2 separate regions of the Homo sapiens genome follow, and region 2 is linked to region 1. A link is a loop called in an ENCODE intact Hi-C map of the cell type or tissue named here. Cell type or tissue: pancreas. All regions are shown on one strand. Region 1 overlaps KDM2A (lysine demethylase 2A). Region 2 overlaps KDM2A (lysine demethylase 2A).

Region 1 (5,000 bases):
GCAATTCTCCTGCCTCAGCCTCTTGAGTAGCTGGGATTACAGGCACCCGCCACCGCACCTAACTAATTTTTGTATTTTTTAGTAGAGACAGGGTTTCACCATCTTGGCCAGGCTGGTCTCGAACTTCTGATCTCAGGCAATCCACCAGCCTCAGCCCCACAAAGTGCTGGGATTACAGCATGAGCTACCATGCCCGGCCAGGAATCTTTTAAATAATACTGGCTGAAAAAAAAGAGAAGTGAAAGCAATACGCAACATTTTACACTAAATTATAACATTTCCTGTGCCTTCAAGTGTCTACACTCAACCAATGAACTCCAGGTAGGTAAAACTCGAGAGCCAAACCACCATGAATTCAGCACAGTGCTGATGTGGTAAATATCTAACTTATGGTTATAAAAAACATGTATCTGGTAAGCTTTGTAACAACATCTACGTATTTGATCACTTACTTCCCTTATAATGTGAATGGAGACAAATGCATAAAGTTGTGCATGATATGAAGCAGTTGTCTAGAGGATACCCAGATGTTAACTGTGGGAGAGTGTTTAGAAAGCATCACCACTGACATGGAAGAAACAAACAAGATGAGGAGCAACGGTTAAGGTTAACCTGCTGTTCCATTTCAAAGAATTTCTGCTCAGGGAGCCAACAATTTTAACCAAGCATCCGCCGGTCCCAGAACATTGAATAAGCCCTGGATGCCTTTCTTTCCTTCAAATAAAATTTACTGTTTCTTAATGTAGTAGCCACCATCTCCCATCCCCGTGTGTTGTCCATGGGAATGCCTTTAACAGAATAATGAATAAAGTACTTGCTTAATACGCTGTAAGCTCCCATGTCTGAATAGGGAGAGGAACGGTTCAGAACATATGAGTATTTTTTTTTTTTTTACCACGCATTCATTCACAGAAAGCAGAATTTCTTAATTGCAGCAAGAAAGTCAGTCATTTTTGCCTGCCTTTCTTTGGTATTATTAGGTATCTTCAGACTACAGAGAGAATTTGTGGTAACATGTTCGTGCTTTTCTTCTTAGGTTAATCTTTAGCCTTGGGATAGATCCTTTGCTAAATACTCTGATCCCAGTTATAATCTGTTCTGCAACAAAACTAGGGCCAAACTGGTAAGAAGTCCAATATCATGAACCTAGTCTATTCATAAACAACTCATAGCCTTCCATGAACTTATTTCCCCATCACCAAACAAATGTGTATTATTTGTGCCATTTTAAAATCTACCTCTCAGTTATTGCTGGAATGGCAGCACTAAATAATCTCTTCTCACCATAGAACTCTACTTTATGCTAGCTCCTATAACAGGCATGTAAAAGTTGCCCTTCTTACCTCCCGGAACCTACTTTTACAAATGCTATTCCTTCTGCCCGTAATTCTGGTCTCCCTCTCCTTGCTTCATTATTTCTTTTATGTCAACATTAGGCACCACTTCCTCCAAAGAGCTTCCCCTAATTCTCCTATAGTTTCTAAATTAGGTCATCCTTCCAAAATGCTTCCACAATATCCTGCTTTATTCAATTTTTTTAATTTTAAAAGACTGGGTCTTGCCACATTGCCTAGGCTGCCTCAAACTCCTGGGCTCAAGCAATTCTCCCACCACAGCCTCCCAGGTAGCTGGGACTAAAGGCATGTGCTACTTTGCCTGGCTGTTTATTCACTTTTGAAGCACTGCTCATACTATAGTTTATATAAATGCATATTTTCTTGTCTTTCTTTGAGTCTCTAACAAGAATGATATCATTTTCCACTGTATCTCTAGTACCTAGACAGTGCTTAGCATGTGGTAGGCATCTGATAAATGAATAGGCAAACCCTGAAGGTTGTGAAGATCACAGGGAACAAACAGATTATGTAACTCTAGGATTAAGAAATGCAAATAGGTTAGAACTTGAGGATATAAAGTGAGAAGTGACAGATCAAAGTTTTTAGACATGAAGATTAAGTTTTTAGAAATGAAGATTAAGTTTTTGAATATTAAAAAATTAAAAAAGAACTACTAATAGGCTATTATATATATATTCTTTTTTTTTTTTTTTTTTTTTTTTTTTGAGACAGGGTCTCACTGTGTCACCCAGGCTGGAGTGCAGTGGTGTGATCATGGCTCACTGCAACCTCTGCCTCCTGGTTTCAAGCGATTCTCCCACCTCAACTTCCCAGGTAGCTGGGATCACGGGTGTGCACCACCACACCCAGCTAATTTTTGTATTTTTAGTAGAGGCGGGGTTTCACCATGTTGGCCAGGCTGGTTTTGAACTCCTGACCTCAAGTGATCTGCCTGCCTTGGCCTCCCAGAGTGCTGGGATTGTAGGCGTGAGCTACCGCACCTGGCTTATTTTCTATATTTTGACTATGGTGGTTACTTACATGAATAAATATGTTTGTCAAAACTCACTGAAATGCACACTTAAAATGGGGGTCCACTTTACTGAACATCAATTTTACCTCAATAAAGTTGGTTTTTAAAAAAAGCACTAGTGAAATATACTGGAAAAAACCTAGATAAATGAAGGGATATACTATGGGGGGAATAAGAATTCTACCAATAGAAACAGCAACAACAAAAATAACATGATTGTAGCTATGTTTTTGTTTGTTTGTTTGTTTTGAAATAGGGTCTCATTCTGTCACCCAGGCTGGAGTGTAGTGGCACCATCTCAGCTCACTGCAACTTCTGCCTCCCGGGTTCAAGTGATTCTTGTACCTCAGCCTCCCGAGTGGTCTCGAACTCTTGGGCTCAAGTGATACGCCCACCTTGGCCTCCTGAAGTGCTGGGATTAGAGGTGTGAGCAACTGTGCCAGGCCTCTAGCTATAAATGTAAAACTTGACCTGGTCGATACTTTTCCATTATTAAGATTTTGAAATGTGTGACTATTCCACATGAAGTCTTCTATCTTATTCTATCAACAAAATAAACGTTATTACTTACATAGCAAGGTCACAAAAACCTTACCTGCTTTTAGAATGTGAGCTTGGTAATAGCTCATTCAATCTTTCATGTTTTAGGTCCCCGTAAGATATTAGTATTGTGGCCTCTGCTCTCTTAATAATTTTCTATTTCTGAGCCCTCTCATAGGTTCTTCTCCGCCCTTTAATGTTAATATATTTTTCTAATTTTTATAAAATGATGTCACATTTTTATCATTAAAACTAGGGACAGAGTGAATAAATTCAGGATGCCACAAAAAAGGCTTCATGTGGAATAGTGAGACATTTCACAACCTTAATAATGGTAAAGTATTGACCAGGTCAAGTTTTACATTTATAGCTACAATCATGTTATTTTTCTTGTTGCTGCTTAGTTTTTGTTTTTTGTTTTTTTTTTCAAAAGTAGAAACAAGGTCTTATTATGTTGCCCAGACTGGTCTCAAATTACTAGGCTCAAGCAATCCTCCTGCCTCAACCCCCTGAGTAGCTGGGACTACATGGGGGACGCCATCATGCCTGGCTAATTTTTCTATAGAGACAGGGTTTCACCATGTTGCCCAGGCTGGTATCAAACTCCTGAGCTCAAGCAATCTGTCTGCCTTCGGCCTCCCCAAGTGCTAGGATTACAGGCATGAGCCACCATGCTCGGCTTCTATTTACATTTTTTATCATTTTATTATTTTTTTGAGACAGATTCTTGCAATGTTGGCTAGGCTACAGTGATCACAGCTCACTGCAGCCTCAACCTCCCAGGCTCAAGCAATCCTCCCACCTCGGTCTCTTGAGTAACCAGGACTACAGGTGCATGCCACCATGCCTGGCTAAGTTTCCAAATTTTGTAGAGATGAGGTCTTGCTATGTTAACCAGGCTGGTCTTGAACTCCTAGGCTCAAGGGATACTCCCACCTCAGCCTCCCAAAGTGCTGGAATTACAGGCATGAGCCAACGTGTGTGGCCAATCCTGTTATTTTTAAATTAAAATTCTGGAAATTGGCCGGGTACAGTGGCTCACACCTGTAATTCCAGCACTTTGGGAGGCTGAGACAGGTGGATCACCTGAGGTCAGGGGTTCGAGACAAGCCTGGCCAACATGGTGAAACCCCATCTCTACTAAAAATACAAAAATTAGCCGGGTGTGGTGGTGTGTCCCTGTAATCCCAGCTATTTGAGAGGCTGAGGTGGGAGAATTGCTTGAACCTGGGAGGCGGAGGCTGCAGTGAGCCAAGATCGTGCCACTGCACTAAAGCCTGGGCAACAGAGCGAGAACCTGTCTCAAAAATAATAATAATAATAATAATAATAAAATAAAATTCTAGAAATATTAAGAAAATAAAATTATAAATAAATAATGTTACTGGAATTCTTACATCCCATCCCTCTCACTAAATTCCTATTTAGCAAATCACATTAGGCTAATAAGAAGGCTAAATTCTAACCACCTGTCTTCCTATACTTCCATATGATCAAATAAACATGATTACTAATACAAAAATAGTTCCTTTCGGCCCGGTGTGGTGGCTCATGCCTGTAATCCCAGCACTTTGGGAGACCGAGGCAGGTCGATCACTTGAGGTCAGGAGTTCAAGACCAGCCTGGCCAACATGATGAAACCCCGTCTCTAACAAAAAAAATACAAAAATTAGCAGTGCATGGTGGCCTGTAGTCTCAGCTACTCAGGAGGCTGAGGCAGGAGAATTGCTTGAACCGGGGAGGCAGAGGTTGCAGTGAACCGAGATCGTGCCACCGCACTCTATATCCCGGGCAACAATGTGAGACTCGGCCTCAAAAAAAAAATAATAAATAATAAAAATGTTTATTTTTATTTTTGGGGGTCTCGTGACATTCCCCAGGCTGATCTTGAACTACTGGCCTCAAGCAATTCTCCTGTCTTAGCCTCTCAAAGTGTTGGGATTACAAATGTGAGCCACCATGCCTGGTCAAGAGTGAATTTTTTTTTTTTTTTTTTTGAGACAGGGTCTCACTGTCACACAGGCTGGAGTGCAGTGGCATGATCTCAGCTCACTGCAACCTCTGCCTCCCAGGTTCAAGCGATTCTCATG
Region 2 (5,000 bases), 63 kb after region 1:
TTTAGACTGAAGACTAGGATGAAAGAAGAGGTGAATGCTATGCTCCATTCTCCACCCCACCCCCACCTCCAAAATGTTTAGAATTAACACCATTTACCTTGGCATTTTAATTTTATTTTTGTAGAGATGGGGTCTTGCTCTGTTGCCCAGGCTGGTCTCACACTACTAGACTCAAGTGATCTTTCACCTTGTCTGCTGACCCTCTCTCCCACAGTTTTCTCCAACTCACCTCTAATTCCCCAGAGAAGAGAGATCATGTCTGACATATCCTCCAACTCTTAGATCCCTCCTCTCAAAGGATTAGTAACTATGGCCAGCCCTTTCCTCTTGATATTCCCTTATTTAAACAAGTGGTTTCCAGAGAACTAACATCATTTCAAAATCAATCTCCTTCCCTAATTGGCCTGGAATCCACTTTCCAATGTGTACTAATAGTAAACAAACAAAAACCAAAAATACTATAGATTACTACAAAAATAATTTAAATACACTTGAGAATCAATGATATGCAGAAAGCAGTTTCAATTACTCTTCTCTTCCCCCAACCTCTCCTTTGGCCCAACAAGGTGGTGGTAAATTTTTCACATTTTTGAGAAAAGAAAACATCATTTTTTACTTGTCAGACTAACAAATAATACCTGTGGCCCTTAGTTGTAAAATTTGAGGTAAACTGAGAGGCAGTGAATTTCTTAAGTTCTGATCTATTTATCGGCTAGAAAAACAAATGCATATTTCCGGGCTAAACAGCTGTAGCTGTTTCTTACTTTTTAGTTTCTTCCCTTTAATTAAACTTGTCTAGGGTTGTAAAGAATTCTGTAATTTCGTGTAAGATCTGTCATTACACAACGAATTGTTGAATTTTGCTATCTTTTGTTTACTGAGTATCTAAAATACAGATTCTAGGCCATGCGCAGTGGCTCACGCCTGTAATCCCAGCACTTTGGGAGGCTGAGGAGGGCAGGTCACCTGAGGTCGGGAGTTCAAGACCTGCCTGGCCAACATGGTGAAACCCCGCTCTTCTACTAAAAATACAAAATTAGCTGGGACTGGTGGCGCATGCCTGTAATCCCAGCTACTTGGGTGGCTGAGGCAGGAGAATCACTTGAACCTGGGAGGCCGAGGTTGCAGTGAGCCGAGATCGTATCATCGCACTCCAGCCTAGGCAAAAAAGAGAAAACACTGTCAAAAAAAAAAAAAAAAAGATTCTAATACCTAGTAATTTAATATTTATAAAATTAGATTACTATCTTTTCTATTCTTCATCTATAAAATTAAAATGCATGTGTATGTATGCATAAAAGCAAAGAAAAAGACATGGAAGGATATATTAACTAATAAAATGATTACATCTGGTGAAGGGGTTAGGATTAAGGTGGCTAAGGGGCTCTTTAGCCTTATCTGTAAAATTTTAATTTCTACAATAATACAGATATATGTTATCTATATAACTAAAAAATCAGATTTAAAAGGCGTAAAACTGGCTTGTTATATATAATAACGTATTAAGCTTTGAGAATTACAACAGATACCTTTTATTGAAAGCTCACTGTTGGCACAGCAGTCTACATTCATTATCCCATTAAATCCTCAACCAACCCTAAAAGGTATCAGTACCACCTGCACTTTAGAAATGAATAAACCTGAGACTCAGAAAGGTTAAGAAGTACCCTGTTCAAGGTCACACAAATGTTAGAACCTGGAAGGGACTCCACCAAAACCAGGTTATAGCCCTACACTAAGGGAACAGTCAATTTATTCAGGAAGGGAATACATTCAGTAAATTCAGGACTACAGAGAAAACACTTTTTAACTTTTGCCATTATTAAAGAGCTTCAGGGGAAAAAAATCTGCTTTTTCATCTGCCACCATCTGTAAAGGAAGCAAAAATGAACGTTTTGGGATATTTCTTGATTGGCTTATTAACCATGCTAAACATGTTATAACAACCCAAACCTATAAATAGTTTACAAGATTTAAGTAGATCTGTAATGCTGAGCTATGCGCCACCAGCCCCTACCCCAGCTCTTTTGGTTAATTCTAGGCAAAATACCATAGACAATTTCAGCTGAATCGCACTTTAGGGTGTGGATTATTTCTTTTTTGTCTGTCTTGTTTTGTTTTTGAGACGGAATTTTGCTCTTATAGCCCAGACAGGAGTGCAATGGCATGATCTCAGCTCACTGCAACCTCCACCTCCCGGGTTCAAGTGATTCTCCTGCCTCAGCCTCCCAATTAGCTGGGATTACAGGCACCCACCACCACGCCCAGTTCATTTTCGTATTTTTAGTAGAGACTGTGTTTCACCATGTTAGCCAGGCTGGTCTCAAACTCCTGACCTCAGGTGATCCACCCACCTTGGCCTCCCAAAGTGCTGGGATTACAGGCATGAGCCACCACGCCCGGCCGGATTACTTGTTTCTGATGGGGGAAAAAAGATATGATTGATACCTATTATTTGAGTTTTACCCCATGAAAAAACCCTTATTTTATTTTCTTTCTTTTTTGAATTAGGTCTCACTCTGTTGTCTAGGCTGGAATGCAGTGGTGCAATCACAGCTCACTGCAGCCTCAACCTCCGGGGGTCAAGCGACCCTTTGGCCTCGACCTCCCAAGCAGCTAAGACTACAGGTGTCCACCGCCACGCCCAGCTAAATTTTTTTTTTTAATAGAGATGCGGTCTTGCAATGTTGTCCAGGCTGGTCTCAAACCCCAGAGTTCAAAAATGATCCTCCCAATTTGGTCTACCAAAGTGTTGTGATCACATGTATGAGCCACTGCACCCAGCCCCAAAGTTTTCTTAAAGGAATGCAAAAGTAACAAATGCTTGTAACAAATCAGCGATCTAGTAAATACTTTAAGTCAATCAATCAATATGTATGTACTTAGCTGATTTACATTACCACTAGATGATCAGCTAGAGACATTTGCTATAAGACTCTCTAATGAGGGCCGGGCGTGGCAGCTCACACCTATAATCCCCGCACTTTGGGAAGTCGAGGCAGGTGAATCACGAGGTCAGGAGTTCCAGAACAGCCTGGCCAACATGGTAAAACCTCGTCTCTACTAAAAATACAAAAAATTAGCTGGGTGTGGTGGCAGGCGCCTGTAATCGCAGCTACTTGGAAGGTTGAGGCTGGAGAATCGCTTGAACCCAGGAGGCGGCAGTTGCAGTGAGCTGAGATTGCACCACTGCACTCCAGCTCAGGCGACACTGCAAGACTCCATCTCAAAAAAAAAAAGAATCTCTAATGAAAGGGAACTACTCAGTCTCCAGAGAAAGCCCTTGATCCTTGAAATTCTCACTTCTTCCTGCTTTAATAAGGTTTAACTAGGTTCACTGGCTCTTGAAATCCAGTGAAAGTTGCATCTTTTTTTTTTTTTTAAGACGGAGTCTCGCTCTGTCGCCCAGGCTGGAGTGCAGTGGCGCGATCTCGGCTCACTGCAAGCTCCACCTCCCAGGTTCATGCCATTCTCCTGCCTTAACCTCCTGAGTAGCTGGGACTACAGGCACCCGCCACCACACCCGGCTAATTTTCTTTATTTTTAGTAGAGACGGGGTTTCACCGTGTTAGCCAGGATGGTCTCAATCTCCTGACCTCATGACTGGCCCGCCTCGGCCTCCCAAAGTGCTGGGATTACAGGCTTGAGCCACCGCACCCGGCCCAGTGGAAGTCATATCTTTTAACCTGACCATTCCCAGAGTGGCACAAAAGATCTGGCCAAGCCTGGATGAAATACAAACAGGCGTATTTCTATTCTCTTACACCAAACTGTCAACAACAGTGTTCATTTTTAAGTTGATGACATACATCGGACTTACATGGCAGACACTTTCATAAATCTTAGCTCTGTTTCAACTTCCATCCTGTTAGGTTTTCTGGCTATTTATATCTGACTAAGCAAATTTTAACTATTGCTACAAATTAACCTTAGTCTTCAGTGAGGTTCAAGGGAATTTCAAACATTAACATGATCTCAAATGAGATCAGTAAACTATGTGCCTTTGATAAACTTTTATGAAACCTATTTGTATTCCAGTTAAGGAATAATAAATAGATAAAATCCACGAAAGTGAGGGAGGAAAGCATGGCATTAGAGTTTATAACCAATATTAAAGAATGTTCCAGGCACGGTGGCTCATGCACCAGCACTTTGGGAGTCTGAGGCATGCAGATCACCTGAGGTCAGAAGTTCAAGACCAATCTGGGCAACACATCAAAACCCTGTCTCAACAAAAATTACAAAAAATTAGCCAGGTGTAGTGGTAAGCACCTGTAGTCCCTGGTACTTGTGGGGCTGAGGCAGGAGGATTGCTTAAGTCTGGGAGGTGGAGGTTGCAGTGAACCTAGATTATGCCACTGCACTCCAGCGTGGATAACAAAGTGAGACCCTGTCTCAAACAATAAAAAGGAAGACAGACAAAGAGAGAGAATCTGTCACAGTAGATAGAAAATTATATTCAACTGAATTCATTAAATGTTTTAACTTCTACCATATGCCAAACACTGTCAATGCTCTGATAAATAAGACTGCCATGATTTTTGCCCTCAGGATCTATAAAAAGTAAGTAAAAAGACAATCGGTGTATTATTTCTTATGACAGCAGAAAAATCAAATGTTAAAGAAATGGGGGCCAGGTGCGGTGGCTCATGCCTGTAATCCCAGCACTTTGGGAGGCTGAGGCAGGCAGATCAGGAGGTCAGGAGATTGAGACCATCCTGGCCAACATGGTGAAACCCTGTCTCTACTAAAAATAGAAAAAAAATTAGCTGGGTGTGGTGGTATGCGCCTGAAATCCCAGCTACTCAGGAGGCTGAGACAGGAGAATCGCTTGAACCCGGGAGGTGGAGGTTGCAGTGAGCTGAGATCGCGCCACTGCACTCCAGCCTGGCAACAGAGATAGACTCTGTCTCAAAAAAAAAAAACAAAAAAAAACAAAACAAAAAACGGGAAGAACAGGCATTTTATATACCAGAAACAGAGAAACATGTTGAAAATCT

What was found. A loop is a pair of places that touch in the nucleus more often than their neighbours do. Peaks named below come from ENCODE experiments on the same cell type or tissue, not always from the same donor. Only the 100,000 strongest peaks of a DNase experiment are listed, where the experiment ranks them.
Region 2: a loop joins it to region 1, with 11 times the contacts of the local background. A loop is called at or near these places in 1 of 110 quality-filtered maps.

What each region holds. Positions count from the first base shown.
Region 1 is chr11:67,208,676-67,213,675 of GRCh38, reverse strand. The region is part of intron 6 of KDM2A (lysine demethylase 2A); the gene reads right to left. Among named protein-coding and RNA genes, the nearest start is that of GRK2, 55 kb to the left of the region's middle. In pancreas, no CTCF peak of the experiment used is centred here; no DNase peak of the experiment used is centred here; H3K27ac peaks cover 326 bases.
Region 2 is chr11:67,145,924-67,150,923 of GRCh38, reverse strand. The region is part of intron 2 of KDM2A (lysine demethylase 2A); the gene reads right to left. It overlaps LOC124902695 (a long non-coding RNA gene), which reads right to left. Exons shown (of 2, transcript XR_007062740.1): 2 at 1,509-1,869. Among named protein-coding and RNA genes, the nearest start is that of KDM2A, 29 kb to the right of the region's middle. In pancreas, no CTCF peak of the experiment used is centred here; no DNase peak of the experiment used is centred here.